Linked DNA regions of Homo sapiens: region 1 is linked to region 2. Evidence: read pairs that join two places in POLR2A ChIA-PET (ENCODE). Cell type or tissue: HepG2. All regions are shown on one strand. Links, peaks and the distances in the headings refer to the core of each region. The heading gives the core; the rest is flanking DNA.

What was found. ChIA-PET counts read pairs that join two places held together with the same protein. Peaks named below come from ENCODE experiments on the same cell type or tissue, not always from the same donor. Only the 100,000 strongest peaks of a DNase experiment are listed, where the experiment ranks them.
Region 1: POLR2A ChIA-PET joins it to region 2 with 6 read pairs; 2 of 35 experiments call an interaction of 5 or more read pairs at or near these places.

What each region holds. Positions count from the first base shown.
Region 1 is chr20:43,249,735-43,266,170 of GRCh38, forward strand. No RefSeq gene overlaps it. Among named protein-coding and RNA genes, the nearest start is that of PTPRT-DT, 68 kb to the left of the region's middle. In HepG2, for the core only: no CTCF peak of the experiment used is centred there; no DNase peak of the experiment used is centred there; H3K27me3 peaks cover 340 bases.
Region 2 is chr20:43,372,125-43,388,560 of GRCh38, forward strand. No RefSeq gene overlaps it. Among named protein-coding and RNA genes, the nearest start is that of SRSF6, 78 kb to the right of the region's middle. RefSeq lists a silencer at 11,162-11,211. In HepG2, for the core only: a CTCF peak has its summit at 9,283 (motif pointing right); a DNase peak (open chromatin) is centred at 7,611; H3K27me3 peaks cover 411 bases.

The DNA of each region.
Region 1 (16,436 bases), core at 7,239-11,238, 120 kb before region 2:
TGAGCCTAGAGGTCTTATGGGCCGGGCCTGGAAGTGGCACCAATCACTCTGCCCACATTTCATTGGCTAGAATGAGCTACATGGCCACACCTGTCTGCAAGAGTCTGGAAAACAACACTTAGCTCCTCTTCCAAAAATGAAGAGGAAATGGGCTTGGCAAACAACCAGCCACTGTCTGTAGCATTCGAGAAGGTGAACCTTTCCTCTCTGGTAGGAAACTAGACTAGCACTGGATATCTTGCTCTTAGCTCAGATCAGCCAGTGATGCTATGGTCACTGAAGTCATTCCATAACTCTTCAGTTTAAATCCTGGCTACCTTCTTTGCACTCCAGACTTTCCATAGCCACGAGTCTTCTCTTAAGCTTCCCGCTAAAGCCTTCCCTACCCCGCCCATCACATGCCCAAGCAGCAGAAACTACAAATAGCATATGTGAGACCTAGCACCACCAGCAGAGGAAGAAGACATAATGAATTTTGGCTCAAGACCCAAGCAGCATCCTTATCTCCAGGAGAAAGCTACAATAGCTTATTTCTTCACTTCTTCAGTCTCTTACAGTAGCTATGACAGTTTCTTACAATTTTTTTGAGATTCAAACACTCCAAGGATCAGCAGTGGACAAGTTAATGAGAAATACAACTGTTGCTGTTAAAAGTAAAGAGCTGATCACGGTGAAATGTGAAGAAATTATTGCATTTATCTAGGGTTTGTCAGTTTAAGTGCAGGAAGTTAATGTTGGGGAAACAAAAATGGCCTTTGAACCAAGTGAATAATGCAGTTGCTTCTTACTGCTATGTTTTATACCTATTATTAAATTAAATACACACACGTTCAAATGCTTCCAAGATAATGCATTGAAAATACCTTTTGGGAATAAGTCATACTTCCATTTTGAGATGCCAATTTGAGTCTACATATTTAAATCCTTTTCCTCTGATCTGCCAATAGAAATGAACAAAGAAATATAGAGATTTAGTAAAAGGAAAGAATCTATCTATCTACATGGTAGACAAAAAGGATGACTGCTCCCAACAAGCCAGAATCATTGTGGCATGTCTACCAGACATAATGTAGGTGGCACTACGTTCAGGAAAATATAGGCCCACCCATAACTAGAAATAAGTGAAGGGAAAACCCCATCTAGAAAGTAGGCAGGATAGATTGCTGGTAGAACCAGAGTTCCTATACCACCCCACCAACCAAATAAGATAAAATTGACAGTGTCAGTGGCTATAGATAAAGATGAGATGTGAGATGTTTGGCAAGGGGTAAATCTTATCCTCTTATGGGTGTGGGTACAACAGGCCTAGAAGAAGCACAGTGCACAGCTACTGTCAGGGCCCTGCCTGTGCCACCTCAGCATTTATTGATTTCCATGCCAGCCTGACTCCCAACCTCTAGCACCTGCAAAGTTTTCCCCAAGGGCTCTCTCTGACCACCAGCACCAGCTCCATTTGTGTGAGGCAAAGCAGAAGTATCAAGGCCCTGGAAGCTGGGTGTGTAAATACCTCAGCTTCCTCACCTCTGAGGTGGAATGATTTTGAGGAGCATGCTGCACACTGGTTCCCAGAGCTCCCTGGTGGGACTGCGTTGCAGTTGTGCATGCTGGTAACTTGCTTGATTGTGCACTTTGTATTGGCGGTCTTTCCTTCTCTGTCCCACTTCCTCACTCCCATGACAAATGTGTCATAATATCTCCTCTCAAATAAACTACTTAGGCCGGGCGCGGTGGCTCACGCCTGTAATCCCAGCACTTTGGGAGGCTGAGGCAGGCGGATCACGAGGTCAGGAGATCGAGACCATGGTGAAACCCCATCTCTACTAAAAATACAAAAAATTAGCTGGGCGCGGTGGTGGGCGCTTGTAGTCCCAGCTACTTGGGAGGCTGAGGCAGGAGGATGGCGTAAACCCGGGAGGTGGAGCTTGCAATGAGCCGAGATTGCGCCACTGCACTCCAGCCTGGGCGACAGAGTGAGACTCCGTCTCAAAAATAAATAAATAAATACTAAATAAATAAATAAATAAACTATTTACACTTAAATTTTCATGTCAGGATCTGCTTCTGGGAAAACCCAAATTAAGCAGGGAGCTAACCCCGAATCTTCTGAAGGTACGGGTGGTGGGCCAAATGAAGTGGAGCCATTGCCATAGTGGGGCCATAGGATGGGCAATGTAGCCCTTTAGGGATGAGGGCCATTGTCTTAGCTAATGTCAAAGTAATTTGAACATAGGAGACGATTCACCCAGGTTAGGGGCATCCCTTTAAATGCCTCCACTGCACATACACAAACACACACACACACACACAAGTAACTAGACTTCATCTCTTCCTTTGTGGAACATTTGAACAGAGACCCTTATATTTGACAGAACACATCTCACCCTTGGGCAAACACAAATCTCTCAAAGAATAATAAAATAAAGAAAAATCACCTACTATAAGAAAATACTTGATGGTAAAAACAACAGCCCAATTCTGCAAAGTCTCTACAAATATTTTCCTGTATATACATTTGAGAAAACTGTAGAAAATCTTCCTAAATACATTCAGAAAGATCCAAAAACACATTGCAAGATGTTTAGCATCAGGGGAAGCTGGGTGAAGGGTGTATGGAAACTCTCTATAGTATCTTTGCACCTTTTCTGTAAAACTAAAATTATTTCAGAATAAAACATAAACACAAGACAAGACTAAACAAAACAAAGCAAACATTGCCTCTATGAAAGAAATGCTCTGAAATCAGAAAACACTTTTGGCAGGAAAAGCAAATGTGATCATCAAAATATCTAAATGAGTGAAGGCCAAACAATGGATTGGATACTGTCAAAACCCAAAGGAGTCACTTGGGAAGATCAGCATGAGTAATTTCCCCTAACTCAGAGGAAAAGGATGAAAAGATGAAAACAATGAGACAAGAGAGAATAAATGGAAAATGGATCCTGGAGGCTCAATAAACCCCCATTTGGAATTCTAGAAGGAATGAACGGGACAGATGGAAGAGAAGCAATAATGGAAGAAATAACAGAAGGAAAAGTCCCTCAACTGTAAGAAATGGATCACATCCCAAGGATGGTGAGTAAGTGCTGGCAGAAAAACCTGCAGAAAGTAGTGACATGGACAGGCACCAAAGCTCAGCCCCCGGGCCATGCCTGAGCCCCTTGGCATCTGCCCAGGTGAACATCGCACAGAAGAAATGCAAAAAAACACTGCTCTGTCTGCAGTTGCAATACAACAACCAAAGAAATGGAAAAGTCTTGGATTCCTGGCATTGCTCCTGGTGACCGCATATTTGCATAGGTCAGGGACATCTGAGGAGTACCCAAAAGAATCCTACGGAGCATGTCTGCACAGCTCTAGGAAATGAACAAAGCTAAGGCAGCCTTTGGGAGATTTTCTTGGAGGTGAGGGTGGGGATGGGGGGCTTAGGATTAGGTCCCAATGCAATGTGGCCTCCAACCCTTCCAGTTTCCTTACCTTTCAATGTCTGTGTTTTCCCTATCCCCACTCCATCACTCTCCCTATTCAGACTAGAAAGCTTAGATGATGACTATGGACTCATCCTGTTATACCGCAGTCCTACTGGTCTCCAGGTGATGACTTTTTATGATTAGTGTCTCTCTCATATTTATCCGTCCCTTTACATCCCTAGAGCCTCAACCCAAGTCCAAGCTCTTAGATTATTTTAACACTATCCCATGTGGACTTCATGCTTCCAGCCTCTGAAACCCAGCCACCTACTGTGTACCAAGACTTGGACCAAACCAGATGTCACAAACTAAAATGCCCATAGGTGATACAAATGAGTGAGGCAAGCAGGTTTAACAATGGGGAGCAGTGGGGACTGTGGAAACTGGAGGGTGTGACTGAAAGGAAGAGCCACTACTTGCCCCCCCCAGCCCATTATTCCCCATAAAAACCGTGACTCAGAGAAGCCCATTTTTAAATGACCCAGATCTTCCCATTAAAAAAAAAACAAAACCCTGAAACTCAGACTTTTTTCTGAAACCTTTTCTCAAAGCTTTAAAAACCGGGTTTTTAAAAGTTGACAATTAATTCAATTTTTAAACTCTCTGAGATATTCCTATCTTCTTTGGTCTCTGACATATTCGCAACCCCTAGAACAGTGCTCAGGAAATATTCCTGAAGGCTAAGTGTTGCACAGATGCAGTAAGATGAGCAGGATTTTGCATGAGTCTTCATGAAAAATCTAGTTTAGTCTTCACACGGTGGAGTAGGTATATCATTCTTGCCTTAGAGATGAGGAAAATGCACTCACAGAGGGGCAGAGGCTTGCCCAAAATCACACAGGCAGTACCAGTACTGGGATTTAGTTCAGGTCTCTCTGACCCCACTACACCACTCAGAAAAAAAGGGACCCTTCTCTGTCACTATCAGCCTGTAGGTTCTTATACAAGCCATCCTCAACACTTCCCTGTCCCTCAAAACTACTTCTCTGAGCCTTCTCCAAGTTCCCTTTGTCTGGTTCCCTAAATATTTCCATCACTAGCCCAATCTCATTATCTTCCCCTGAACTATGAAGTGGCCTCTTCTATATGGCCTCCCTGCCTCCAGTGCTGCCTCTTCCTTCATTACGGTCTCCACAGTTTTGCCAGATATCATTCTGGCAGAAGGGTGATACAAGACTTACAAGACTTTCAAGAGGGGAGATGGCCACGCTTCAGAGCCTACTAGTTGAGTTTCTTCCACATCTAGTCTGACCCACGTCCCAACCTCACTGTCCACCACTAATTCCCCAAGTTTACACCACAGCCAACCTTTTCAAACTTCTTTCCTACAATTCCCTACAAGCACTGTGCTTTTCACTCCTCCTTGCCTTTGACCATGCTGTTCTTTCCCACAATAATGCTTGTGCTTCCCTTCTCCTTTGAAGGACTCTTACTCACCCTTAAAGACCTGGCTTGAATGGACCCTTGCAAGAGAACTTCCCTAAGACTTCCAGAGTCACCCACAGCTTTCTCATGGCCTCCTAGTGCCTTGTGATGTTTCCAACAAAGCAGCACATCTCACCTTGTGTCACAGCCACTCGATCGCGTATTTGCCTCCTCAAATAGATGGCTCCCTCCTTGTCTTCTTCTATATGACTGTCCTTATGCCTAGCAGAGGCATAGATTTCAACAGATTCAATAAATATGTTGTAAATGAACAAATAGTTATAGCTTTGCCCTTTGCACTCACGTAGAGGGAGGAACAAAATATCGTTTATAATGATCTCATTTAATTCTTTTAATAACCCTACAATTCTGTAATTACATCCATCTTACCAAGGAGGAAACGGACACCCAGAGAGATTAATATGCTCAAGATAGGACACTAGTAAAAATTTAAATCCAGGAAGAATAGCTAGTGGATGCTGGTCTTAATATCTAACTGATAGGATGATCTGTGCAGCAAACCACAGAAGTATGTGGCACACATTTACCTCTGTAACAAACCTGCACATCCTGCACATGCACCCCTGAACTTAAAATAAAAGTTGAAAAAAGAAAAGAATTTAAATCCAAGTCTGTGAACTTCCAAAATCCCCATTTTGTTCATGATACCCTGTTTCCCTTCCATGTCAGCAACAGTCCTTTGAATTTTCCCTCTGGAATCTTCTTGTCATCTGGCTCAGCAACCTCAGTTCTTTCAGCCATTCCTGACTTGCTACAGAGTCCTGACCAACTTGAGCAGGTGAAGAAGTTCACCATTCTTCATCCCGTTGATTTGATTCTCACATTTGATCACCACAGCTTCTCCAGGCAAATTCTGCTGATTATAATGGGAATTTGAGGAAAGAATGGGGATGACTCCTTGCACCCCCCATCTCCCTCACCAAGAAGAAACATAAAAAATGCACATCCTCATGACTATCTCCTTTAAAAATGAATGACAGGGTTCGCCTATTCTGTACATTTTATAAGATGGAATTATACAATGTATGGTCTTTTGTGTCTTTTCAGAGGGTCGGGGAGAGGAGAATGAGAAGTGACTGCTAACAGGTACAGCGTTTCTTTTTGGAGCAATAAAAATGTTCTGAAATTAGAGTGGTGATGGTTGCACAAGCTTGTGAATATACTGAAAGCTGCCGGATTGTGCATTTTTTTATTACGGCTACATACACATAAAAGTTACCATTTTAACCATTTCTCACCATACAGTTCTGCAGCACTCAGTACCTTCACACTTCTGTACAACCATCACCACCATCCATCTTCAGAACTTTGTCATCCTCCCTGTGTTAGTCAGGGTTCTCCATAGAAACAGAACCAGTAGGATGTGCGCATTTGCGTATGCAGTCACGTGTCACTTAACAACAAGAACACATTCTGAAAAATGCATTGTTAGGCAATTTCGTCCTTGTGTAAACATCATAGCATGTGCTTACACAAACCTAGATGTCATAGCCTCCTACGCACCTATGCTATGTATGGCCGATTGCTCCTGGGCTACAAACCTGCATGGCATGTCACTGTACTGAATACTATAGGCGATTGTATGCCATGGTAAGTATTTGTATATCTAAACATACCTAATCCTAGAACAGATACAGTAAAAATACAGTAGAAAAGATTTTTTAAAATAGCACATCTATGTAGGACACTCACCATGAATGGAGCCTGTAGGCCTGGAAGGTACTCTGGGTTAGCCAGTGAGTGACTTGTGAGTGAATGAGAAGGCCTAGGACATTACCATATACTACTGTAGACTTTATAAACACTGTAAATTTAGGCTACACTAAATTTATCAGAAATATTTTTCTGAGCACAGTGGTACACACTTGTAGTTCCTGCTTGTAGTTTCTGATTGTAATTCCATTTTTTGAGGAACTTCCATATTGTTTTTCCGAAATGTACATTTTTTTCTTTTTTTTTTTTTTTGAGACAGGGTTTCTCTCCTGTTGCCCAGGCTGGAGTGCAGTGGTGCCTCCCAGGCTCAGGCAAACCTCCTGCCTCAGCTTCCCGAGTAGCTGAGACTACAGGCACGCGCCACCATGCCCAGCTAACTTTTGTATTTTTAGTAAAGATGGGGTTTCACCATGTTGGCCAGGTTAGTCTCCAACTCCTGACCTCAAGTGATCCACCCACCTCAGCCTCCCAAAGTGCTGGGATTACAGGCATGAGCCACCACACCCGGCCCCAAATTGTACAGTTTTTAAACAGTGAATTTTATGGTATGTGGGTTATATCTCAATTTTAAAAGTTTAAATAATGCAGAAGGAACAATGTGAAATATTCTATAGGACAACTAGCCTGGACTCTTCCAAACATCAATGTCTTCAAAAATCAGAAAAAAAAAAATCTAGGGGAAAAGTTGCAGATCAAAATAAAGAATAAAGAGACCCAACAACCAACCAAGAAAACGTAGATGACAGGAAAGGTGGTAGACACTGTTGGTTCATTCACCCAATACCCATTTCCAACTTTTCTTTCTTACCTTCCTCCACCGTGAGGCTGGAAGGAGAAAAGGTTGAGGGGACTCGATTCCCCAGCCTCTCCCACAGCTCACGGTGGAGAGAACTCTTGCAGTTCTGGTCGATGAAATATAGTAGAAATCTACTGAACATTTCTGGGGAAGGTTTTGCTTTCCTATCTCCTCCTTCTTTCTGCCTGAAAATGCAATGATAAACTGGAAATGGAGCAACATCTTGCAACCATAGGTAACAAGCTCTGCTACACTAAGACTAGAAGAATGGAAACCCCACCTGAGTTCTTGATGGCATCTTTGACTGCCACACCAGCCACGGATTCCCCGCCTCTGGACTTCTTGTTACATGAAGTTGGTGTTTGTTTGTTTGTAATTCTTTAAGCTATTGTTAGAGTTCCTGTTATTTGCAGTCAAGTGCATTCCCAAGTATTACAGGGAGACTTCCTGTAAGAAGATGGCAAATTGCCTTAGCCTCCCTATACCTCAGTTTCCTCATCTCTAAAATAAGAATAATCATGAGGATTAGATGAAGAAACATTTTAGGGTTGGTGTGAGGATTCAAGTTGTTACTATGGTTGAAGCACTCAAATGAGAGTTTATGGATAAGAACTCAATACATGTTAGTTGTTACTTTGTTACTATTATTACTAATACTATTCTCGTAGAATGAGAAAATGTTCACAGAACTCCACTCTCTGAAGCTCATCAAATTAATTAAAAAGGAGCCAAGGCCGGGCACGGTGGCTCATGCCTGTAATCCCAGCACTTTGGGAGGCCGAGGCGGGCGGATCACGAGGTCAGGAGATCGAGACCATCCTGACTAACATGGTGAAACCCCGTCTCTACTAAAAATACAAAAAAAAAATTAGCCGGGCGTAGTGGCGGGCGCCTGTAGTCCCAGCTACTTGGGAGGCTGAGGCAGGAGAATGGCGTGAACCCGGGAGGCGGAGCTTGCAGTGAGCCGAGATCCCGCCACTGCACTCCAGCCTGGGCGACAGAGCGAGACTCCGTCTCAAAAAAAAAAAAATACAAAAAAAAAAAAAATACAAAAATTAGCTGGGCATGGTGGCATGCACCTGTAGTCCCAGGTACTCGGGAGGCTGAGGAAGGAGAATCACTCAAACCCAGGAGGCGGTGGTTGCAGTGAGCTAAGATCATGCCTCTGCACTCCAGCCTGGTGACAGAGCAAGACTGCATCTCAAAAAAAAAAAAAAAAAAAAAAAACAGGAGCCCAAAATACAGATGGAGATTTCAGTGAAGAACCTAGACAACATCTATGGACTCAGCCACATGCTAGCTCATGGGAGGTGGACCAAACCAAAGAGAGATGCCTGGAAGCCATGTAGTTTGATGGACAAGAGCCTGGGCTCTGGAATCCACTTGGCTGAATTCAATTCCTGGATCTGCCACTTATTAGGTTGAAACGTTAGGTGAATCATTTAACCTCCAGATATAGTGTGGCTATTTGTCCTCCCAATTTTAATGTTGTATTGTAATCCCCAATGGAGGTGGGGCCTGGTAGGAGGTATTTGGGTCATGGAGGCTATGATGGTTAATACTGAGTATCAACTTGATCGGATTAAAGGATGCAAAGTATTGTTCCTGGGTGTGTTTGTGAGGGTATTGCCAAAGGAGATTAACGTCAGAATCGGTGGACTGGGAGAGCCAGACCCACCCTCAATCTGGGTGGACACCATCTAATCAGCTGCCAGTGCAGCTAAAAAAAAGCAGGCAGAATTTGGAAGGATTTGACTGGCTGAGTCTTCTGGTCTTCATCTTTCTCCCGTGCTGGATGCTTCCTGCCTTCAAACATCAAACTCCAAGTTCTTCAGCTTTTGGACTCTTGAACTTGTCACTTGAACCAGTGACTTGCCAGGGGCTCTCAGGCCTTCAGCCCTGTGGCTAAAACCTACTTTTGAGGTTTTAGGACTCGGACTGGCTTCCTTGCTCTTCAGCTTACAGACGGCCTATAGTGGGATTTCACCTTGTGATGGTGTGAGTCAATACTCATTAACAAACTCCCCTTCATATATACATCAATCCTATTAGTTCTGTCCCTCTAGAGAACCCTGACTAACACTGAGGTGGATCCCTCCTGGCTTGGTGCTATTCTCAGGGTAGTGAGTTCTTGTGAGATCTGGTTGTTTAAAAGTGTGTGGCACCTGCCCCTCTATTGTTCCCACTCTTGCCATATGATGTGCCTGCTTCCCCTTTGCCCTCCAACATGACTGTAAGCTTTCTGAGGCCTCCCCAAAAGCCGAGGAGATGCCAGCATCATGCTTTCCTATAAAGCCTGCAGAACTGTGAGCCAATTAAACCTCTCTTCTATATAAATTACCCAACCTCAGTTATTTCTTTATAGGAATGCAAGAATGGCCTAACACACTCCATGAGCCTTTATTTCCTCAGCTGTAAAATGAGGATGATAATAATCCCTAACTCAAAGAGTTGTGAAGATCAAATGAAGTACGTAAGGTGCTTAGCCCAGAGCCTCGCCCATGGTAACTGTACTAGACTCTCCATTTCTTATATGCTTTTACTGCTGCTGCTGAGGTTGGTGTTATCTCTAGAGTCTTAGAAAAGGTGTTTGATAAATACTTGCTGGAATCATGGAAGGATCAATTGAATAAATGGATGGATGGATGGATGGATGGATGGATGGATGGATGGATGGATGGTTCAATAGAAAGATGGATGGATAGAACCTCTTGGAAGTTGGGGGTTAAGTAATATTGAAATATCCTATTGGTCTTGGAAGGGTAACAATATCCATACACACATAGCCCCACTAGGACCTGTCTGGACTCCCTCCTCCCTCCCCACAGCGTAGAAAAGGTAGCCTTAATCCATAGTCTCAGTGTACACAGTCCCTCACTGATAGTCTTTTTTTTTTTTTTTTTTTTTTGAGATAGAGTCTCGCTCTGTCACCAGGCTGGAGTGCAGTGGTGCTATCTCCGTTCACCACAACCTGCACTTCCTGGGTTCAAGCAATTCCCCTGCCTCAGCCTCCCGAGCAGCTGGGACTACAGGTGCACACCACCATGCTCGGCTAATTTTTTGTATTTCAGTAGAGACGGGGTTTCACCATGTTGCCCAGGATGGTCTCAATCTCCTGACCTCATGATCTGCCCACCCCGGTCTCCCAAAGTGCTGGGATTACAGGCATGAGCCACCGCACCCGGCCAATAGTCACTTCTTAACAAAACTCTAAAAACAAAATATATCTCGCCACTGCCACAGGAATTATAGGCTGTCAGTAGCCAAGCACTGGTGCATATCTCTAGACTTTATTTTTAATAATAACATGCTGGGCTTCTCCATCTTGGGGTACCAGGCCACCTTTGGATCTCCTCGACACTGTTTGACAAAGAAAGGGAGTGCCTGTACCACCCAACCTCAAGCAAGCCAGCCAGCTTCAACCAGACAGCACCATAAATCATAATTAGCAACTACATTCAAATGTGGGTGTGGAGGGTGAGGGCAGCGAAGCCCACGCCAACCTCAGGCACAAAGGCAAACCTCAGCTCAATTCAGTGCGAGGTAATTACAGGGACTGTCAGAAGCTGGTGCCAGCTTTACTTTCAAGTCGAGGAAGCTGCAGGAACCTAAAAACTCCACGTATTCAAAAATAATCACTGAATTCCCACAGTGAATTCATGGGTCAATCACTCACCACTCCTAAATAAAGATGTCAGCAAAGTACTTTGTTTCTTTCAAATGGAACAAAAAAAAAATAAGTTACTTCCTTTTCAATGATCCCCGAAAAGGAGAGAGCAGAGAGGATCCCTTTTTACAGATGAGGAGACCAAACTTTAGAGAAGTTAAATAATTTTCCTAGAGCAAAAGTGAGAATGGGATCTGTATCCATGTTTGTATGATCCCAAAGCTAGCACAAGTTCCCAGAAGCCCTCGCTGGTCATCTTAGTTGGTATCATCATAGCATCCTATGGCTGCTATGTCCTGCCTGCCACAGATCTGTCCAGCTGCCCACAGTGGTGTCCAGTCATGTGAACACCTTGGCCCAGCCAAACAGCTTCTCATGCTGAGCTGGCCTGGGTCTGCCGCCCACATGCCTGACTCAGTGTGCTAGAGGCGAGAAAGCTGCCCAAGATCACCCCTCTACACATGTATATATAACTGCCCCTCTAACCTTTTCCCAGGGTTTCGCTCCAGCTCCCTCCCAGGACTGACAGCATAGCTGTAGCTGGACACCTTAGCCTAATTCCTACCACTAAAAACCCCCAGAGCTGCCCCAGCCCTGCCTGGGCCTCTTGCTTATGCCCACGTCACCTGCCTTATTTTCTCACTAACACAGATATTTATTGAGTACCCTCCCTGAATCAGGTTCTCAGAGTCCAGCAGTAACAAGACAGCCATGGCCAGAGCCTCATGGAGCTGTTAGTCTAGCAAAAGAGACAAATACTAAACAACCAGGGACCAAATAGCTCCAGAATCATCTATTCAACACATCCCATGTTCTAGTGGGAAGATCCTCTGTAACAGGACATCTAGCACCAAGCTAAACATCACCCTTAGTTAACACTCCACGAAGGTCTATGAGTTAAGTATTAATATCATCCCCACTTTACGGATAGAGAAACTGAGTCTCAGAGAGCCACAGTGAGCCCAGGAACTCATAGTTTGACAAGTGGACGAGCAAGGTTTGTACCCAGGCAGTGTAATTCCACAGCCCACACTCTAACCAGCTGCCCAATAGTGTACGGCAGACTCAAGGAGCCAATAGCCTCCCTTACTTTGAAAACAAGTTTAAAAAGTAATTCAGATGGACACCAGCATACTCACACTACCCAGACATTATCTTTTAAAACAGCTTGTATTTACCACTCAACAGGTGTCCGGGTGGCCCTGGGCACAAATCAGAACTCATTTCTTGCCAGTGGGGAGACCCGTTGCAAGGATAGAGGACAAGCCCTCCTTGCAGCCATTGGCAGGCCCCATCCATCTGGCCAGCCAGTGTTCATAGGAGAGGCCAGCTGATACCCCCATAGTCACAGCCAAGGCCGGCCACTGCAAGCTCGGAGCAGCACGACTGATTTCGGATCTCTCTCCCTGGAACTCGGGAACACATCAATTACCCATGCACATGCTGCCCATTCGGAGGACAGATATTACCTCCTGCACTCACCGCAGAGCCACGCGTCCTCATCCAAGCACAGATGGAGGACAAGGGCGTGGGGTTAATTGATCAAGCAACACCAGTGCCCGTGCAAGGGTTGGCAGAAAATGGCTCATTTCACAGATGCACAGGCTCCTTCCTTGCCAGTCTCCTGTGATTAAACCAGGTCACTAACGTGCTTCTGAACAAACATGCCTGAACTTACACGTTCAGGTTCATCTTGTCTCCTCTAAAGTGGTCACCTTGGAATACTCCACATGCCTTTCTCCACTCTGCAAACATTTGTTGAATACCAACCAGACACAAAGTATGGTGCTAGCATGGTAGGGTGGGATACAGTTCAGTGCAACGTAGTCGATTTCAACCGACGAGCACAAACTAGGTACTAAGACCCCATAGTAGATGATTAGAAGGTGGGTCCTATCCTCAGTACACAAAAGGCAAACAAAAGGTTATTGATCAGGCGGTGGGATATGAGGAAAGCAGGAAGTTGGGGAGGACAGGGTGTAGGTCATGGAGACAATACCAGATAGAGGGTGCTAAATACTGGAAAAATGATAGCGGGTGTCAATTTTATGCCTTAATCTCAGAAAGGCAAGACATGTCACAATAATTGCATTTGCTATAAACCTATCCCAAGTCTCAGCTTACTGACCTGGCAGGAAATTCATATTTGGGGTTCCCTTCTTGCCCCACAGGATCCTGTGAAGGTCTCAAGGGTCTTACACATACACCCAGCTTTGGGTATGTCCAATGAGTGTAGGTCCACACTGTTGCCTTTGTTAGAGCTGTTGTCCAAGCCCTCTCGGCATCCTGTTGGCTGATACCAATGTTGCCTCCGTGAGGTTGGGCTCAGATGTGCAGTCAATGCCCAGACCGGAAGCCCCAATGCCTGGGGTCCAACCCCCTTAAAACCCCTTAATAGTCATCTGCTCTGGTTTCCTGCTGTTTCCAGAAATTCCCTTCTCCTCAAAACCAAACTGCAAGTTTGGTCTTCATGATCTCGCTCTCTCCCTCTCTCTTTCTCTCTCTGTTTGATTCTACTTTCTCCCCATCAATGGTCTTTCCCTCCCTCCCTCCCCACTTTGCATTACCCCCTCCCCGACACACACACATAAACATCCACACTCTGGCACTAAGCCTAGGTTTTGAGATAAACAAAACCAGGGAAGAGATCCCTATTCAGGCAACTTGTGCTTTTAATCTTACAACACAAGCCTCCCTCAGCAAGGAAAGACAAAAACCTCTTCACCTTAGAATATGGAATGCAAGAACACAACACAAATTCATGTATTAAGTCATCCCATCTGTCAAAGGAAGCCCCAGAAACAGAAATATTTAGAAAAGAAAATTTTACTTGCAGAGTGCAAGGGAACCAGACTTCAGAAGCACTGGTTCACCAAATGCAAACACAGCAATTATTTCCAAGAAAACAATTGCAAAATTATCAAGTTCACCAGGTGTATATTAATCGTGGCATGAAAACAGCAACTCTCTCCTGTGACGGTCATAATCACAAGGTCCTGATCTGTCTTCAGAGATCATCATAGCAAGAATCAGAGATAAAATTGTCTTTCTCAGGGAGTCCAGGTTTAAGGGAAACATACAAGGATTTGTGATTTGGGAGACTCTGATATGTTAGGTTTGTCTTGGGGTTTAGGAATGTCTATTTTTATCATTTCACTGTCTTTTTCCCCTAATATACTGTGTGAGATGCTTAATTATACTGGAATCAGAACAAAGGGATAGCCTTGGTTTCTAACCATCAGGTGATCTACAGGGAAAATGCAATGGAAATCCAAACTAGTTAATCAGAGAAAGTCATAAAAGTATCAGTATGAGACCTGAAAGCCTGAGCAGGCTTTGAGCACATGATGGAGAGAAGGCAAAGACACGGGGCCTGTTCACCGAGCTGGGAGGCTCACAGTGGAGCCTGGGGGATGTGAGGGGAGGTGGAAAGAGCTGGTTGAAGGTGAGGCTGAGGCTCAGGAGTGGGTTTCTCTGAAATCCCAGCTGTCTGGAGCATGCCAAGAACAGCAATCTGTACCAGTGGCCTTGGAATCCTAAAATATTAGCCAGACACCAAGGCCATTTAATCCAACCTCTCTTCCAACATAGATGGGGAAACTGAGGTCAGGGAGCTAGGGTGTGTCCCCACAATCAGTGATAGATAGCATGTTTAGCCTTCAGGCTGATGGGGAGGTAGGGAAGTGAATTTTTGAAAATAGTTAAAAAGACATTCAGAGTCAGGTGTGAAGAATCAGGCAAGAATCAAGGTGTGCGATGCCACTTCCTGTTAAAATTTTTGTAAAATCAATTTTTGTAAGGATAAAGACAAGAATGAGAGCAATTTTCTTATGCCATTAACTGCCACTGAAGGCCATTCCCAGTGGACAGTCCAAACACCGAAGAGACTGATTGGAATATGGACACAACCCCCAAAAGTGGCCAATACTCATTTTGGTGGTTACGCTCTGGGGTCTTTACTTTCTTCCTGTGTATTGCTTATGTTAATTAAAAATAATAATCCAAGGCCAGGCGCGGTGGCTCACGCCTGTAATCCCAGCACTTTGGGAGGCCAAGGCGGGAGGATCACAAGGTCAGGAGATCGAGACCATCCTGGCTAACACAGTGAAACCCCGTCTCTGCTAAAAATACACAAAATTAGCCAGGCACAGTGGCAGGCACCTGTAGTCCCAGCTACTCGGGAGGCTGAGGCAGGAGAATGGCGTGAACCAGGGAGGCGGAGCTTGCAGTGAGCCAAGATTGCGCCACTGCAGTCTGGCCTGGGTGAAAGAGCGAGACTCCGTCTCAAAAAAAAAAACAACAACAAAAAAAAAAAAAACATAAAAATAATCATCCATGCTCACTGTGAAACATCTACACAATAAAGAAGGAAACAGAGTAAAGACTGAAGGGTCCCTTTAATAGCTATCCCTGATCTCACTCTTCTAACAACAAATAACGTTAGCAATTGAGTGTCTACCTTTCCAGCTGTTTGCACTTATTCATCAATCTGTATGCATATAAACGTATTTAATAAAGGGTTTTTCTACCCAAAGGGTATTATACAATATATTCTTCATCTTTGCCTTTTGTTTTCACTTAGCTTGACATCGCAAACATCTTTTCATGTCACATAGCTTGACCTTATTCTTTGAAACAGCTGCAAATTATATTGTGTGGATGTTCCATAATTGATGTGACTGTTCCTTATGAATGCACATTTAGGTTATTTTCAAGTTTATTATTAATATAAATGGTACCACAATGAACATATATATATATTTGTACATATATGAAAATATCCTTAAAAAAACAGATTTCTGGAAGTGAAATGCTGATTCAGTGAATATGTGTATTTTATAATCTTGACATCAGCACCGTGTGTGAGAGAGATTCATTTTGTGCCCCTTCCCAAAACAAGATATTAATGACCTCTTTAAAATGTTTGTGGAAGACTATTACATTTCAATTTATATGTCCTTGATTATGAGTAAGGCTTTTTACTTGAATCTGTAGTTGTGGTCAATTCAGCTCCTCCGAGAAGCAGATGCCAAGATGGAATTATACAAACAAGAGCTTTACTGGGGAGAAATGCCTCTGGAAGGCAAAGAGAGAGAGAACAGGAGGATGCCAGGAGAGCTCCAGATCAAGAAGCAGGTCTGACGTTTGTGCAAGGAAGAGGGAAGAGACAGGATTGAGTAGGTAAATCCTCAGACCAGAGCACAGTTCTGAGAAAGCCTTGACAAGACCACTGTGGAATTCCCACAAGGTCCTGCTTCCCCACGAGGGGAAAACCTAGGGGAGGCACAGCCTGGCGTGACCCTCACAGTGGATCCAAAGATGCTCTAGCTTGAGGCCATCAGTCAGC
Region 2 (16,436 bases), core at 6,090-10,089:
GAAAAAAGTACTAGATGTGATTTTTAAGTTAATAACAACTTAGAACAGAAAATCCAAACACTGCCCCAGTGTCTGGCCCAGTTCCAGCTCAATGCTGCATTCTGCATCTGTTTATTGTAAGATGTGAATGCCCCATCCAACTTTCTTGGCAGATGTATCCTTTTTTACACTTTTTTAAAAACTGAAAGATGATTTCTTCATTTCTTATTCAGTTTTGAAAGGGAGGCACAGTCAATGATCTCGCACGTATTCCAGAAACTGACTTCCTTAGACCTTAACAGAAGCTACTCAAGTGCACAGATGTTTGCTGGTTTTACATGGAGGCCTTGCTGGCTATGAAAAAACATTCCCCTCTAATTTTTTGCTCAATTTGTTTTAAGTTGGTAATGAAATCTGTGAATCTGTGTTCCCTTTCTACAGGAAAAATAGAATTTTGATCTCTTTTAAAAATCAGAACGCAACAGGATAATGGAGAAATCAGTCTCAATAGCACATTTCTTGTTCGTTTCAGAGCGGTGATGTAAACACGATGATGCTATGCTTTTGGGGTCTTTGAGGTTTCTGCCAAAAGCATAGCAGCTTAGGTGGATTCGTGCCTACCGCATGCTTCTTTGGTGGATTTCTGTCGACAAATTGTATGTCTGCTCTTCTGAAATAGCATCATGAAGTTGTTAATGTCTTTGCATAAAGACCACCCCATTCTGTTTGCCCTGGGGACAAAGACTTTGCACTAATCACCTTGCTCTCTCCTGGAGCGAAGAGCTGAAGAGGCAACAGGAAATGCTTATTTACTGAGTTCTTACTGGGTACCAACTGTGGACACCCACAGAAGGGGTTTGAGTAAGTATCTCCTCATTGTCCAGGGGCCAGAGTAGAGAACAGAAAGGAAACAGCTTGGCCTCTGGTTCCACAAAATAAATAAGAATAAAATAGAACATTGAACATTTGTGTTTCTTTCACCATCTTAATGTATGCACTTTGTAGATTCTGCATTCAAACATGTAGAACAGGCTAATGAAAGAAAATGCCAAGGCCGGGCACAGTGGCTCACACCTGTAATCCCAGCACTTTGAGAGTCCGAGGTGGGTGGATCACAAGGTCAGGAGTTCGAGACCAGCCTGGCCAATGTAGTGAAACCCCGTCTCTACTAAAAATACAAAAATCAGCCGGGTATGGTGGCGGGCGCCTGTAATCCCAGTTACTCGGGAGGCTGAGGCAGGAGAATCACTTGAATCCGGGAGGCAGAGGTTGCAGTGAGCCGAGATTGCACCATTGCACTCCAGCCTGGGTGGCAGAGAGACTCCATCTCAAAAAAAAAAAAAAAGAAAGAAAGAAAGAAAGAAAATGCCCTCAAATCTCACCACCCAGAGACAAAATCATTCACTTTTGGAGAGCATTCTTCCAAATCTCGCTCTCTTCCAATGGTTCTCAGCTGAGGACAATTTTGGCCGCCTGCGTACATTTGGCAATGTATGGAAACATATTTGGTTGTCACACACTAGGAAGGGGTGTTCCTGGCATTTAGTGGGTAGAGGCTGAGGATGCCACTAAGCATCCCACACTGCAAAGGACAGCCCCTCTCTCCACCACAAAGAATTATCCAGCTCAAATGCCAGTGGTGCTGAGGCCAAGAAACCCTGCTATAGACATATGGATGTGTAGCTCTGTGATAATTACATAATCAAGTTCATACTATGCCAGCTGCTCATCATCCTGCAAGAAAACATGTATCGCTTGTCTGCTATGGTCAAGCACTGCCTGTTCCTTAGAGAGGGCCTCATTTAATTTTTACCAGAACTCTCCAAGAGGAGGAATTAGTACAGATGTTACGAAGAGACTGAGGTTCAGAGAGGTGAAGCGCCTTGACCAAGGTTGCACAGCCATTAGTTGTGGTGCTAAGACCCCAGTCCAGGTATGAGGGATTCCAAACTGCCTTTCCTACCGTCTGTCCATTTGCTCCCTTTCACCGCAGGACCCAGTTTACAAGGGGCAATTAGAAACCTAAGAGTAAGGCCCTTGAGCTCCCCTTTCAGAACCTGAGGGAAGCATTATTTAAATCTTCTCCATTTTTACATTTGTCATATTTTATCTGTGAAGAATACCTTCAACTTCCTCACTAATCACTTTTCTGTCCATTGCTCATTGTTTTCCTACCGTTTAACTATACATATGTGTATGCTATACTATACTCATAACTATTATATCTTGGTTGTAGGTTAAACCCTCCATTAGTTTGTTAAATAATTTTTTTTTTTTTTGAGATGGAGTTTCACTCTTGTTGCCCAGGCTGGAGTGCAATGGAATGATCTCAGCTCACTGCAACCTCCACCTCCCGGGCTCAAGTGATTCTCCTGCCTCAGCCTCCCGAGGAGCTGGGATTACAGGCATGCACCACCTCGCCCAGCTATTTTTTGTATTTTTAGTAAAGACGGGGTTTCACCATGTTCACCAGGCTGGTCTCAAACTCCTGACCTCAGGTGATCCGCCCACCTCAGCTTCCCAAAGTGCTGGGATTACAGGCATGAACCACCGCATCTCACTGAATAATGTTTACCTTGATTTCTCCCTCCTCTGATGGTGTTGTGACTCCTGCCTCCTTTCTGTTTGCATTTGGCTGATATATCTGGAATTATTCTGCCTCAATTATATTGTTTCAGGTTTGTGCTTTGCAGTTGGCAGATTGTTGAATTTGGATTGGATTTACCCAACCTGGGAGTCATTTTCTTTCCGTGGGCATGTCTTTTTTTAAATTTATATTTGCTTCCATAACAGATATCTTTGGTCTTAATTCTACTTTCTTGTTTTATGTTTTATATGCTTCCATTATCTTATTTCCTAATTTTTCCTACCTTCTGCTCATCTGGCAAACAGAATGTGTTTTGTTCTACTGGTGATTGTTTTTTATCTTTGAATTACAAGGTTTAATTTACACGTTCAAAGTTTTCAACTTCAAAAATGAAAAAGTAGCTGTCAGCCAGACACAATGGCCATCCCTGTAATCCCAGCGCTTTGGGGGACTGAGATGAGAGGATCACTTGAGCTCAGGAATATGAGACCAGCCTGGACAACATAGGAAGACCCTGTCTCCAGAAAAAGCAAAAAGCAAAAACTAAAATAAAATAAAGTAAAATAAATAAAAGTCCTGGCTCTGTGGCTCACGCCTGTAATCCCAGCTACTAGGGTGGCTGAGGCACAAGAATCATTTGAACCCTGGGAGGGGGAAGTTGCAGTGAGCTGAAATCATGCCACTGTACTCCAGCCTGGGTGGCAGAGGGAGACCCTGTTACAAAAAAAAAAAAAAAAAAAGAAAGAAAGAAAGAAAAAGAAAAAGTAGCTGTTGACTCCGCTTATGGAAGATAAGAAAATTGATTCCATTCCAATTTCTCATTCTGTCTTCACCTCTATCTTCTGGTTTTCAATTATATGCTCTGGGAATTTTTGTCTCAGTCTTTTAAATTTTGGGGTTATAATGCTATATATATTTTGCTTTAAGAACTATAATAGCTACATTCTTCACATTCTGTTTTATAATTTTTCCATGGTTATTTATATTTAATTTTATATGTAAATTGTCTCAATGCACACCCCCATACAAGCACTTCCTTTTCCAGTAATGCTAGATAATTTTCTAGTGAGTTCTTTGTTTTGAGTCATCTCTTAGTTGACTGAAGCATATTTTCAAGTATTTCCTCCCCCACACTCTTTCCCCCACAAGAAGGATATATGGGTGATATACTTCCTAAATCCGTGCATATTTGACTCACTTGTAAATATCAACTTTGATGAAATTTTGGATCCTATTCTTTTTCTTTTCATTGTCTTTCTTGCTGCATTTTCTTCTGGAATCTAATGTCAGAGTTAAAAATTGAGGCCATCTGATTTTTATTTTCTTTGAAGACAACCTGCTTGTTCTGCCTGAATTTTCATTAGACTCCCTTTTTCCTTGAAATGTAATGGTTTCATCAGAGTCTATGTCTCACTGCTAGCTTTTTTTCTCTGCTTATAAATTTCCTTGGTAACCCTTTGAGCTGAACATTCGTATCTACCTTCACTTCAGGGATGTTTCTTCTATTCATATTTCCTCCTCGAATATTCTCCCTGTTGCATTTGTCCTATTTCTTATCCTCCAAGAACACAAATTATTCCCACGTCAATTCCACATTTCCCTCTTCTCTATGTGTGGTCAGTGTATCTGTCAGGATCTGGTCAGGAGTCAAAAAACATAACACTTATTTTAATAGAAATAATTTAATGTAGATAAGTGGTAACCAGGTACAAAATTGTTAACTCGGTACTGAAAAGACAAAAAGAGAACATTAACATATAATAGAGGCAACAGCTGCAGAGAGCAACCATTACCCAAAGGGCTGGGAAACAAAGGGAAGAAACTGGCAGTGTTAAAACAGGGCCAGGTACAGTGGCTCACACCTGTAATCCCAACACATTGGGAGGTCGAGGCCGGCAGGTTGCTTGAGCTCAGAAATTCTAGACCAGTCTGGCCAATATGGCAAAAAGCCCATCCCTACAAAAAATACAAAAATAGCCAGGCATGATGGTGCACGCCTGTAGTCCCAGCTACTCAGAAGGCTGAGATGGGAGGATCAATTGAGCCCAGGAGGTCAAGGCTGCAGTGAGCCGTGATAGCACCACTGCACTCCAGTCTGGGCAACAGAGTAACATCCTGTCTTTAAACTAATAATATAAATACATACATACATACATACAAACTTAGAAGATTAGAAGGGCTCTGCAAAGCTGAAAATCAGACCTCTGAGTAGGGGGCCAGTGCTTAGCTGTGCTGGTGTCTGAGCTCAAAAGTGAGAGCCCATGAAGCTGAGACCAGGATTTACTGGCCTTGTACTCCAAGCGAAGCATTTCACACATCCCCTTGCCAAGGCCTGGAACAATGACAGGTTTTATGCAAACATACTTTTAGGCGAGCTGTTTTCAATCTTGCCTACACATTGGAATCACATGAAAAATTGTTTAAAATACTGATGCCTGGATACCACCTTTTGAGAGTCTCAGTAAATTGGTCTGGGGTGCTGTCTGAGCATTTCAAGTTTTTAAAGCTCCCCAGGTGATGCTAATGTGTAGCCAAGGTTGGCGGCCATTGGCCTAGAATTACCTCTGCATAGGACCTGTTACCACTGCTGAGAACAAGGAATAGGTCAATGTCTACCTTGGTTTTATATTATATTCACCTGAGAAAAATTGTTTTAACTGGTGACGGCCCTCCTTTCCCCTAGAAGTCCTGATTTAATTCACTGGAGTTGGGGTCAACATTGAGATTTTTTATTTCCACAGGTTTTTGGGGAACAGGTGGTATTTGGGTACATGAGCAAGTTCTTTAGCGGTGATTTGTGAAATTTTGGTGCACCCGTCACCCAAACAGTATACACTGAACCCAATGTGTAGTCTTTTATTCCTACCCCCTTCCACCCTTCCTCCCAAGTCCCCAAAGTCCATTGTATCATTCTTACGCCTTTGCATCCTCATAGCTTAGCTCCCACTTATGAGTGAGAACATACAATGTTTGGTTTTCCATTCCTGAGTTACTTCACTTAGAGTAATAGTCTCCAGTTCCGTGCAGATTGCTGCGAATGCCATTAATTCGTTCCTTTTTATGACTGAGTAGTATTCCATCATGTATATATAGAGAGAGAGAGCACGGATTTTTAAATCCCAGGGGATTCTAATGTGCAGCCAGGGTTTAGGTAAAGGAAAGACCCATAATGCCTATGTCCCGCATCAGTGAGTTTTGATAAGTGAATCCTAGACATCATAAAGAAGCAAAATGTCCAAGCATTATGTCAACATCAAGAAGACTAGGATGGTGGGAGAAGTCTAACAATTAGAACACTTTAACAGGGATCTCTTCACCATGAGAGTCAGAAATAGAAACCCAGAAGGCCTCTCCTCTCTCTCTCCCCCACTCCGACTTCTCTTTCTCTGTCTTCTAGCTCTCCTATCACACACACACACACACACACACACACACACACACACACACACACATTCATTTGTTCTACAGTCGAAAGAACAGCATTAGAAGAAAGTTGTCCAGGTGCAGTGTCTCACGCCTATAATCCTAGCAGTTTGGGAGGCAGAGGCGGGAGGGTCACTTGAGCTCAGGAGTTCGAGACCTGACTGGGCAACATAGTGAGACCTCATCTCTAATAAAAAAAAATAAAAATAAAAGTTATGAGTATGAGCTGAATAGATAAATTTCCATTTCCTTTGGTATAACTGTGGGGTAGCTTTGGGCCTTATTGTCCTAGGGGGATGGTTCTCAAAGTGTGATCCCTGGACCAGTAGCATCGGCATCACCTGGGAACTTTCAAGAAACGCAAGTTCTTGGGGTCTACCCAAGATCCACTGAATCAAACTCTGGAGGTGGGGCCCAGCCACCTGTGTTTTCTACGAGCCTTTCAGGTGACTCTGATGCATGCTTAATTTGAGATCCACTGCCCAAAGCAGTGGCATCTGGAAAAGACACACCAGAAAAACACAAAACATTACAAGGCCTATGCCTCAGGAGCCCCTTCAGTAGATGACTGCCAAGAATAGCCCACTCAGGCAGGGTGCAATGGCTCACACCTGTAATCCCAGCACTTTGGAAGGCCAAGGCTGGCAGATTACCTGAGATCAGGAGTTTGAAACCAGCCTGGCCAACATGATGAAACCCTATCTCTAGTAAAAATACAAAAAAAATTAGCCAGGCATGGTGGCACATGCCTGTAATCCCAGCTACTCGGGAGGCTGAGGCAGGAGAATTGCTTGAGCTCAGGAGACAGAGGTTGCAGTGAGCCGAGATTGTGCCACTGCACTCCAACCTGGCCAACAGAGCCAGACCGTCTCGAGAGAAAAAAAAAAAAAGTAGCCCACCCTCCCTCTGGTAGATGAACTACATCACCATAGCAACACAAATGCTCCTGGTGGGTCTCAGATGTTCACCATGAGAACATCTTTCCTTAATAACCTAGGAGGTTTGTATGTAGTCAGACTCTTGTGCCCTTTGTCCCTTTGCTTGCCTGTGAGAACTAATACCACCTTTGTGCCTTTTTCTTCAGCATGCTAAGAACTATTTTTGTCTAATCCCACTTCATCCTCTCAAATTGGTGCAACTTCTCCTCGGATTTTGACAATGGATCTTCCAGTGGTCTTCGCTTTGCCTACTGTTGTGACTTTTTTTTTTCCTGTAGTATACCTTCATTAATGCCTCCTGAGGTCTGTTGCATTAGCTTTTTGGATATCCACATCAAACTACAGACACTGATTAAACTCACAGTAAACTAAAGCTCCTGATTCATTTTCCATGAGTAATACTAAGTCATATCTTCTTCCATCTTTTATCTAAGCTGCTGATATTTTGGACCCAAGTATACAACCTCACAACATCTTGCAATATTTTAGCATGTCATTGGTAAAATATCATCAGTTATCTATTGTTGTGTAACAAAACATCCCAAAACTTTAAATAACAATCATTTATTTGTTCATGATTCTGCAGTTTGGGCTGGGCCCATCCAGGCAGCTCTTCTGCTGGTCCTGGATGACTCATGGAGTGGTAGTCATCTTGTAGCTCAGCTAGAGCTGAAGGGTCTCAGATGACCTCACTCACATGCCTGTGGCCTTGGTGCTAGCTGTTGGCTGGGATTTCTTTCCACATGGACTCACATACTCTAATAGTCTAGCCCAGGCTTTCTTACATGGGAGTGTGAGCACGCCAAGAGGGTAAAGATGGCTCTGGAAATAGCACAACTTCACTGCTGCCGCATACTGTTGAACAAAACAAGTCGTAAGGCCAGCCTGGATTCTAGGAGTGGGGTAATAGAATCCACCTCTTGATGTAAAAATGTACAAATATCTCATGGCCATATGTAAACTACCACATCTTCCCTGTCTCGTTTCTCCACTTTCTGACTGGTTCTTTCTGGGATCACCCCCCAGATAAACTACTTATACACAAATCCTTTTCTCAGGATCTTTGAAGGTCACTCTACCAAAGAAACTCAGGCTCAGAGCTTGGTCCAGAAACTTCATCTCTTCTCATTCCATTCTTGCCTTAGCAATCTCACCCATTCAAATGTATACACCAAAAACTTCCAAATTTCTACCTCTGGCCTCACTCAGACAGAATATCCAACTCTTCTCACAAGCCCACTGGAGGCCTTCCAGGTATCTCAAATTTAATATGCCAGATTGAAGTCTTGATTTGCAATACCCCGCCAACTTCCTCTGCCAGCCATCCCCATCTCACCTCCATATGCCTAATTGGCACTCCAATGGCCCCTCCATGACATTCCAAAAACTTCTCCATATCCCACCAATCCTCATGTCCCAATGATTATTCTTCCAAATACTTCTCAAATTCCTTTTCTCATCACAACTGCCACCACTGCGGTCCAAACCACCCCCATCTCTCTACTAACTGATCTCTCTGCTTTTTATCTTGTTCCCCCACTCCAACAGCAGCTTAGAAATCAAGGACAACAGCCAAATATTCAGCCAAGGAAAGCTCTTGCCTGGTCCATTTCTGCAGGACCTTCTACATTTTCTACCTCAATCAGCTAGTCACTGTGAGAACTACTGTAAATTAACAATATATTGTAGATCAGGACTAATTGCAATAAATATGTTATTATAATTCTCAAATAAAATGTTGGCTTCCATTAACCAAGTGTGAAAATTTTGATTATGGTGTTTTGCACATATGTCCATAGTTACTATCACCAATTAGCAAGCTAATGCCCCAAACACCCTCATTAGTGCATTCATTTATGACATATCAACAAAAATAAAAAGCTATGATGCTGTGACTTTATTTTTCTAAATTCCATTAAGGACAAGGAAAAAAATCATAGTACTATTTATGCAAGGTTGTAGAAGCAATCATTACACATTACAATATAAAACCCAACCACATTTTCAAAGTGTTTGCCGAGTGTACAATTCCATAAAAGAGAAGTGCCTTGCATAGAAACACCGCCATGCCTTGGATATTGCTGGTACTTAATAAACGTCCTTTGACTAAAGTTGTTGCATGTTAGAGCTGCAAAGTTTTTTGGGACTAATTCTGCACAATTATGAGGCTTAGAAGAGTGCAATGACTTTGCTAGGGCATCACAGCTTGGAAGTAAAGCTAGGACCAGAGACTTGCTGTAAGCCAGAGTTTGTCAACTTCAGCACTGCTGGATTGGTAACTTTGGTTTGGATAATTCCCTGCTGTAGGGCTGTCCTGTGCATTGCATAACATTTAGCATCCCTAGCCTCTCTACCACCAGATGTCAGTAATATCACCCCAACCAATCAAGACAATCAAAAATATCTCCAGACATTGCCAAACGTCCTCTGGCAGGGGTGGGGAAGAATGCAAGGTACTGCAGAATCCCCCTCAGTTGATATATTGGTCTGTTTTCATGCTGCTAATAAAGACATACCCAAAACTGGGTAATTTATAAAGGAAAGAGGTTTAATTGACTCACGGTTCCACGTGGCTGAGGAGGCCTCCAATCATGGAGAAAGTGAACTTGGAGCAAAGGCCATCTTACCCGGCAGCAGACAAGAAAACTTGTGTAGGGGAACTCCGATTTATATAATCATCAAATCTCGTAAGACTTACTCACTACCACGAGAACAGTGTGGGGGAAACCACGCCATGATTCAATCATCTCCACCTGGCCCTGCCCTTGACACGTGGGGATTATTACAATTCAAGGTGAGATTTGGGTAGAGACACAATCAAACCATGTCAGTCGAGAAATATTGTAAATGTAGATTAGTGGTTCTTAAAATGTGGTCCCCAGACCAGCAGCAGCAGCAGCATCACCTAGAACTTGCTTAAACTGCAGTTGATCAGGCCACACTCCAGATCCACTGAATCAAAAACCCTGGGGGTGCGTCCCAGCAATAAGCCCTCCAGGTGATTCTAATGCACAGTCAAGTTTCAGACCCAGCAATAAAGATTATCCCTAACCCTTGCAAGGTAATTGCTCATGTTCCAGTTTCATAAATAAGAAAATCAGGCTCAAAGAGGTTACCTGTTTTGCCCAGGTTCTGATATAGCAATGGCAGAGCTAGGACTTGAAATGGGCTCAGTATAACACCAGAGGCCAGCTCTTTCTGCTCTGCCTTGCCTCCTTGAACACAAGGCAGCAGGGAAAAGGAAAGCCTGGACTGGACTTCAGGCTGACTCTCTCGTACCACGAGCACCACGAAGACAAAGTCCACAATGCCACAGCTGTCAGGCCTCTGAGCCCAAGCTAAGCCATCATATCCCCTGTGACCTGCACGTATATACGTCCAGATGGCCCGAAGCAAGTGAAGAATCACAAAAGAAGTGAAAATGGCCAATTCCTGCCTTAACTGATGACATTCCACCATTGTGATTTGTTCCTGCCCCACCTTAACCGAGCGATTAACGTTGTGAAATTCCTTCTCCTGGCTCAGAAGCTCCCCTACTGAGCACCTTGTGACCCCCGCCCCTGCCCGCCAGAGAACAGCCCCCTTTGACTAATTTTCCTTTACCCACCCAAATCCTATAAAATGGCCCCACCCCTATCTCCCTTCGCTGACTCTGTTTTCGGACTCAGCCCGCCTGCACCCAGGTGATTAAAAAGCTTTATTGCTCACACAAAGCCTGTTTGGTGGTCTCTTCACACGGACGCATGTGAAAACAGCCGCTTTTGTGGTTGCCGTGGCCCTTTGGGGGTATGAGGTAAGAAAGAGAAGAGTCTGAGCCTAAAGAGGATCATCAAACCTACTAGATGCTAATGAGGCCAAACTGAGCACATTAGGGGCAAAGACACTGTGTCTCCAGACCCACTCCCAAATGAGCATCCTGAATGAACCTTTACCTACCCAGCTCCCCTCTTTTCTGGGGACCCTCTCTAGGAACCTTCCCCACCATTTACACAGTTACTATAGAAGCAACGATTCTGTATCCCATGACCTCATTCCTCCAGCCACAGCTGTTTGGCTCGTGGTGGCCAAGGGAGCTTGACCTAAGTTGAACCAATTACTCCCTGTCCTGAAATTCTGGACATGGGACAAAGCGAGAATTGAATCTGTCCCTCCCTATGAGGGTTGAAACTGAGATTTCATGCTCCAGAGCTATTGGTCGCAATGTTGTTCTACCACTTCCATGCAAGTTTCTTTCACTTACAACCCAAAGAGATCTGACTCAAACAAGAAAACGTCCCTTTCACTATTACAGCCACCCAAGGGTAAGAATAACATTTCACAACATGCAGGAGACAAGGGGGAAATAAACCATGCAAGCTTCACCCTCAACTCAGAGAGGTGTGTTCTGGAAAGTTCCTGCCCACCTCGTCCATGACCTGTGGCCTCTGAAGATAGTGCTAGTCTCCTTGAAAACCAGAGCCATATGGGATCCCTTGGCCCCAGAAGTTATCACTAGAATCTCCCCACCATGCCTCAAGCTGATGGCAAGATTCCACATGGGAAGGAGGAAGGGAAAACATTGTGAGTCAAGGGACTGCAAGTTACTAAAGGTTGGAGATATGTTTAAGAGACAAAGAAATGCGGGTATTTTGGAGGAAAGAGTGAAGAAATACTTGAAAAGCTGTGACTCCAGACTCCCCCCACCGCTTCCAAATTAACCCCCACCATATTCACCACTGAATCCACAACAATGAAAAGTGCCTGAGGCAAAGACAGCATACATGCTCTTTTGCTAGGTGAAGAGAGGGAGGGATAAATGTTCAATGAGAGCCTTGTGTTTCTCTAAAGGCACAGAACTAGGAGCATCTGGCTGAGGTGAGGGGCGAGGACTTGGGGTGAACCTGGCAACACCTTTTGGCTGGCAGATCACAGGTAGGTGGGGAAAGTTACCTCAAGGAGTGTAGAAAGTAAACCAACCACGGAGAGAAAAGCCTGCCTGGAAACTGACCAACTATGTAATTCTGAGCTACTCCCTTCACATCTCTGAGCCTCAGTTTCCCCATCTACACAAATATAGCGCTGTCCTAGCTCTCCCTCTCTCTGGTCCCTTTCTTCTCCCAAGTCTGAGAAAATTTCATGGGGTGGGGGTGTCCCCAAACTGTTAAAGCAGAGCCGTATTCCAAGTCCTTGGCAGAGGGGGTCTCACTGTCCATCTGCTGGTTCTCCATGCAGAGAGACACCAGAATGGGTGGGTATTTGGGAGGTCTCCAACTTCTCTGAGAACATCACTGCAGATGCTCCTGAAAAGGGTGAGACGTGGGCCTTTTGGCGAGTGAGAAGTTTGGAGTACTGCCAGTCAGTCCCGTCTGTCCCCATGCTCACCAGACAGGCACCATCCCCCAGTGCAAAGCACCAAGAATTCCCCATGGGGGTGGGGAGAAGGCATCAGGTGGAGCCCCTTCCCCCGCTTCCCTGCCCAGGTATCAAAAGATGAATTCCAGGAACTGCCGGGATGGTGATGATGGAAATTACGCAACTCTCCCACGGAGACACACACGGCCACATTTAGGGGCATCCTTTTGTCCCAGTTTAGTCCACTTCTGCTCCTCGTTGCCCTGGGCAGTCAAGTCTCTTTTACAAAGATGTTTCTCAAGCCCCAGGTAATGTAGATACAAATACAGTCATGTGTCACTTAATGATGGGGATAGGTTATGAGAAATGTGTTAGGCAATTTCGTTGTTGTGTAAACATCAGAGAATGTATTTATGCAACCCTAGATAGTATAGTCTCCTATGCACCTAAGCTATATGCTATAGCCTGTTGCTCCCAGGCTACAAACTGTTCGGCATGTTACTGTCCTGACGACTATAGGCAATGGCAACACTGTGGGGAGTATTTGTGTATCTAAACATTTTTAACCAAGATGACTGGGTGCAAATTACTAACAAACAATGTCCTTTGATTGAGAACTCACAGGCCGGGCGCAGTGGCTCACGCCTGTAATCCCAGCACTTTGGGAGGTCGAGGTGGGCGGATCACCTGAAGTCAGGAGTTCGAGACCATCCTGGCCAACACGGTGAAACTCCGTCTCTACTAAAAATACAAAAATTAGCCGGGCATGGTGGTGGGTGCCTGTAATCCCAGCTACTTGGGAGGCTGAGGCATGACAATTGCTTGAACCTAGGAGGCGGAGGTTGCAGTGAGCTGAGACTGCGCCATTGCACTCCAGCCTGGGCAACAAGAGCGAAACTCTGTCTCAAAAAAAAAAAAAGAGAGAGAGAGAACTCACAATATCCTAGGGACTGTGCTAGGCTTCCTTCACTTAACTGTCACAACAACCCTATGCAGGAGGTAGTCTATCCCCTATCGAATACTGATGAGTAAACTGAAGTTCAGAAAGGCAGGACTCAGAGACTGGGACTAGCAAGACTAGAGCCAGAGTGCAAGCAGGTGTGCGCTGGTGTGTCCAGCATGGGAGATTCTCTGGTATTAAAATCTAGGCTCAGAGGCCGGGTGGAATGGCTCACATGTGTAATCCCAGCACTTTGGGAGGCCAAGGTGGGCGGATCACTTGAGGTCAGGAAGGAGTTCAAGACCAGCCTGGCCAACATGGTGAAACCCCATCTCTACTAAAAATACAAAAAATTAGCTGGGCATGGTGTTGCATGCCTATAATCCCAGCTACTCAGGAGGCTGAGGCAGGAGAATCGCCTGAACCCGGGAGACAGAGGTTGCAGTGAGCCAAGATGGCACCACTGCACTCCAGCCTGGGCGACAGAGAAGAACTCCCTCTCCAAAAAAAAAAACAAAAACAAAAACAAAAACAAACAAACAAAAAAAAGGCACTCCAGCCCGGACAACAAGAGTAAAACTCCGTTTAAAAAAAAAAAAATCTAGGCTGTGCTGGGAAGCGGTGTGGCACAGTGGTTAGGGGCACAAGCTCTATGGACAAGAGCTTGCAAACGCAAATCCCTTGTGCCCTAACCACTGTGCCACACTACTTCCGGCATAGCCCAGATCTTAAAACCAAAGAATCTCCCACACTGGACACACCAGTTCCTCACCTGCTGGCACTCCAGCTGCGGCCTCACTAGCCCCAGTCCTTAAAGAGCTGCCACACCCCTGCTCCTGCCACATCCTTTCCTCTCCCTAGAATGTTTCAGGCTCTGCTCATGGTCCCTCCTCCATGAAGACTTCCTGAGCCTCCCAGGCCCCTAAGAGAGAATTAACCCCTCTCTCCTTCACTCCACCCCTGCTGGCTCTAGATGCATCCATCACAGGAAACGTTCCCAATATTTTTATTTTTTCAATTTTATTTTAGATTCAGGGGATGCATGGGCAGGTTTGTTAGAAGGGTATGTTGCATGACATTAAAGAAAATGTGGTACATATACACCATGGAATACTACACAGCCATAAAAAAGAACGGATTCGCGTCCTTTGCAGCAACATGGATGTAGCCAGAGGCCATTATCATAAGCAAACTAACCCACTATTATTTATATACCCATTGCAGCCTTGTGGCTTCCAGTCTTCTGGGAAATATAGGCCAGGCCTTACCCATTTCTGTATGCCCAGGATCCAACACCGTGCCAGGCACACAAAGACTCTCAGTAAATAATGAGTGAATAACCAAGTAAACTAAAACCTCACCCAAAATCCAATCTCGAGCTACCCAAGACAGCAAGTTCATGGGGCAGGAATGCCTGGCACATGGCACACGCTTTCTCAATACAAACTTACATCATGAATAAAATAAATGAATGATAGCATAGCTGAGGATTTACACCCTTATTTCTAGTAACTCTCATTGTAGGTGACACAAAGGATTGGGTCCAGATACAATCTTAATGTATTAGTTCGTTCTCACACTGCTACAAAAAAACTACCTGAGACTGGGTAATGTAAGAAGAAAAGAAGTTTAATTGACTTGCAGCCCCACAGGCTGTACAGGAAGCATGGCTAGGAGGCCTCAGGAAACTTACAATCATGGCAGAAGGCAAAGGGGAAGCAAGCACCTCTTACCACAACAGAGCAAGACTGAGAGAGAGAGCAAATGGGGAAGTGCCACACGTTTTTAAGCAACCAGATTTTGTCAGAATTCACCATCATGAGAACAGCAAGGGGGACTTGCGCCCCCGTGATTCAATCACTTCCCACCAGGTCCCTCCTCCAACATATGGGGATTACAGTTCAACCTGAGATTTGTGTGAGGACACAGAGCCAAACCCTATCACTTAGGTTTGGAAAGGGAAACATCAGACTTGCTAGTTGAAAAGCAACTTTGTAAACCTTAAGCCATTATTCAGGGACAGTAAACCTTCAAAACACAATAAGAAAATAAGTCTTCAATGCAAAACTTTAACAATTAAAAGATGTTAGTCGTTCTGCATTGCAAACAGGATTAACTAAACTCTGGGGGTAAGGAGGGTCATAAGATCCCCAAAATAAAATTTTAATATGGTATATGAAGCCTTTCTGAGAGTTGAATTCTTCCAGAAGCAGACCCTGAGACAAGAATTTGAGTGTAAGTAATTTATTTGGGAGGTGACTCCCGGAAGCAGCAGCAAGGAAGAGGGAAAGAAAGACAGAAAGGATGGAAGCCAATTAATAGCATGCCGTCAGTCCAGTTACCACCGTGGGCAATGAGAGCTCAATCCTACTGGGTAGCTCTGGGGAACAGTATGGAAGACTTGGCTCTGAATTAATCCACCTAAGGGGAAGGAGAGGTGAGGTATTTATACTCCAACTCCCATCTGTCATTGCCTACTCCCAGAGCCATTAACTCCCCAGTGTTCCCAGCCCTCCAAGCACAGGGCTGAGAGGAAATCCTCAAGTGGAGACACCTTCTTACATGTACAGGGACAGCAAGTGGCAAAGGCATGAGTCGGGGTGAGTGAGCAGGGCCAGCTACAAAGCCCAAGAGGAAAACCTGGTGTGATAAGAGGAATTTGTTTCCAACTAACAGGCATCAGAACCTAATGAAAACTAAGCAAGAAAGTGGAGATCTAAGACAAAAGAAAACTCTGGGCCGGGCCCAGTGGCTCATGGCTTTGGAAGGCCGAGATGGGTGGATCACCAGCGATCAGGAGTTCAAAATCAGCCTGGCCAACATGGTGAAACCCCGTCTCTACTAAAAACACAAAATTAGCCAGGCCTGGTAGTGTGTGCCTGTAATCCCAGCTACTTGGGAGGCTGAGACAGGAGAATCCCTTGAACCCGGGAGGTGGAGGTTGCAGTAAACTGAGATTGCGTCACTGCACTCCCGCCTGGGCAACAGAGGGAGACTCAATCTCAAAAAAAAAAAAAAGAAAAAACAAAAAAAAGTCTGGACAGAGAAGAAGTTAGAACCTTCCATCTGCCTCTCCTCTGTTCCCTCTGCAATGTGTATGTCTGGCTTTCGTCTTCTCTCCCCTCCCCAACCTGGAATCTATTTTCTTCTCAGTCTGAATCTTTCTTCCTCTTCCCCCTCAAGAGCTCCCCACCCACCCCTCCTGTCCCGATTTTCTCACCCCTCAAGAGCCCATAAC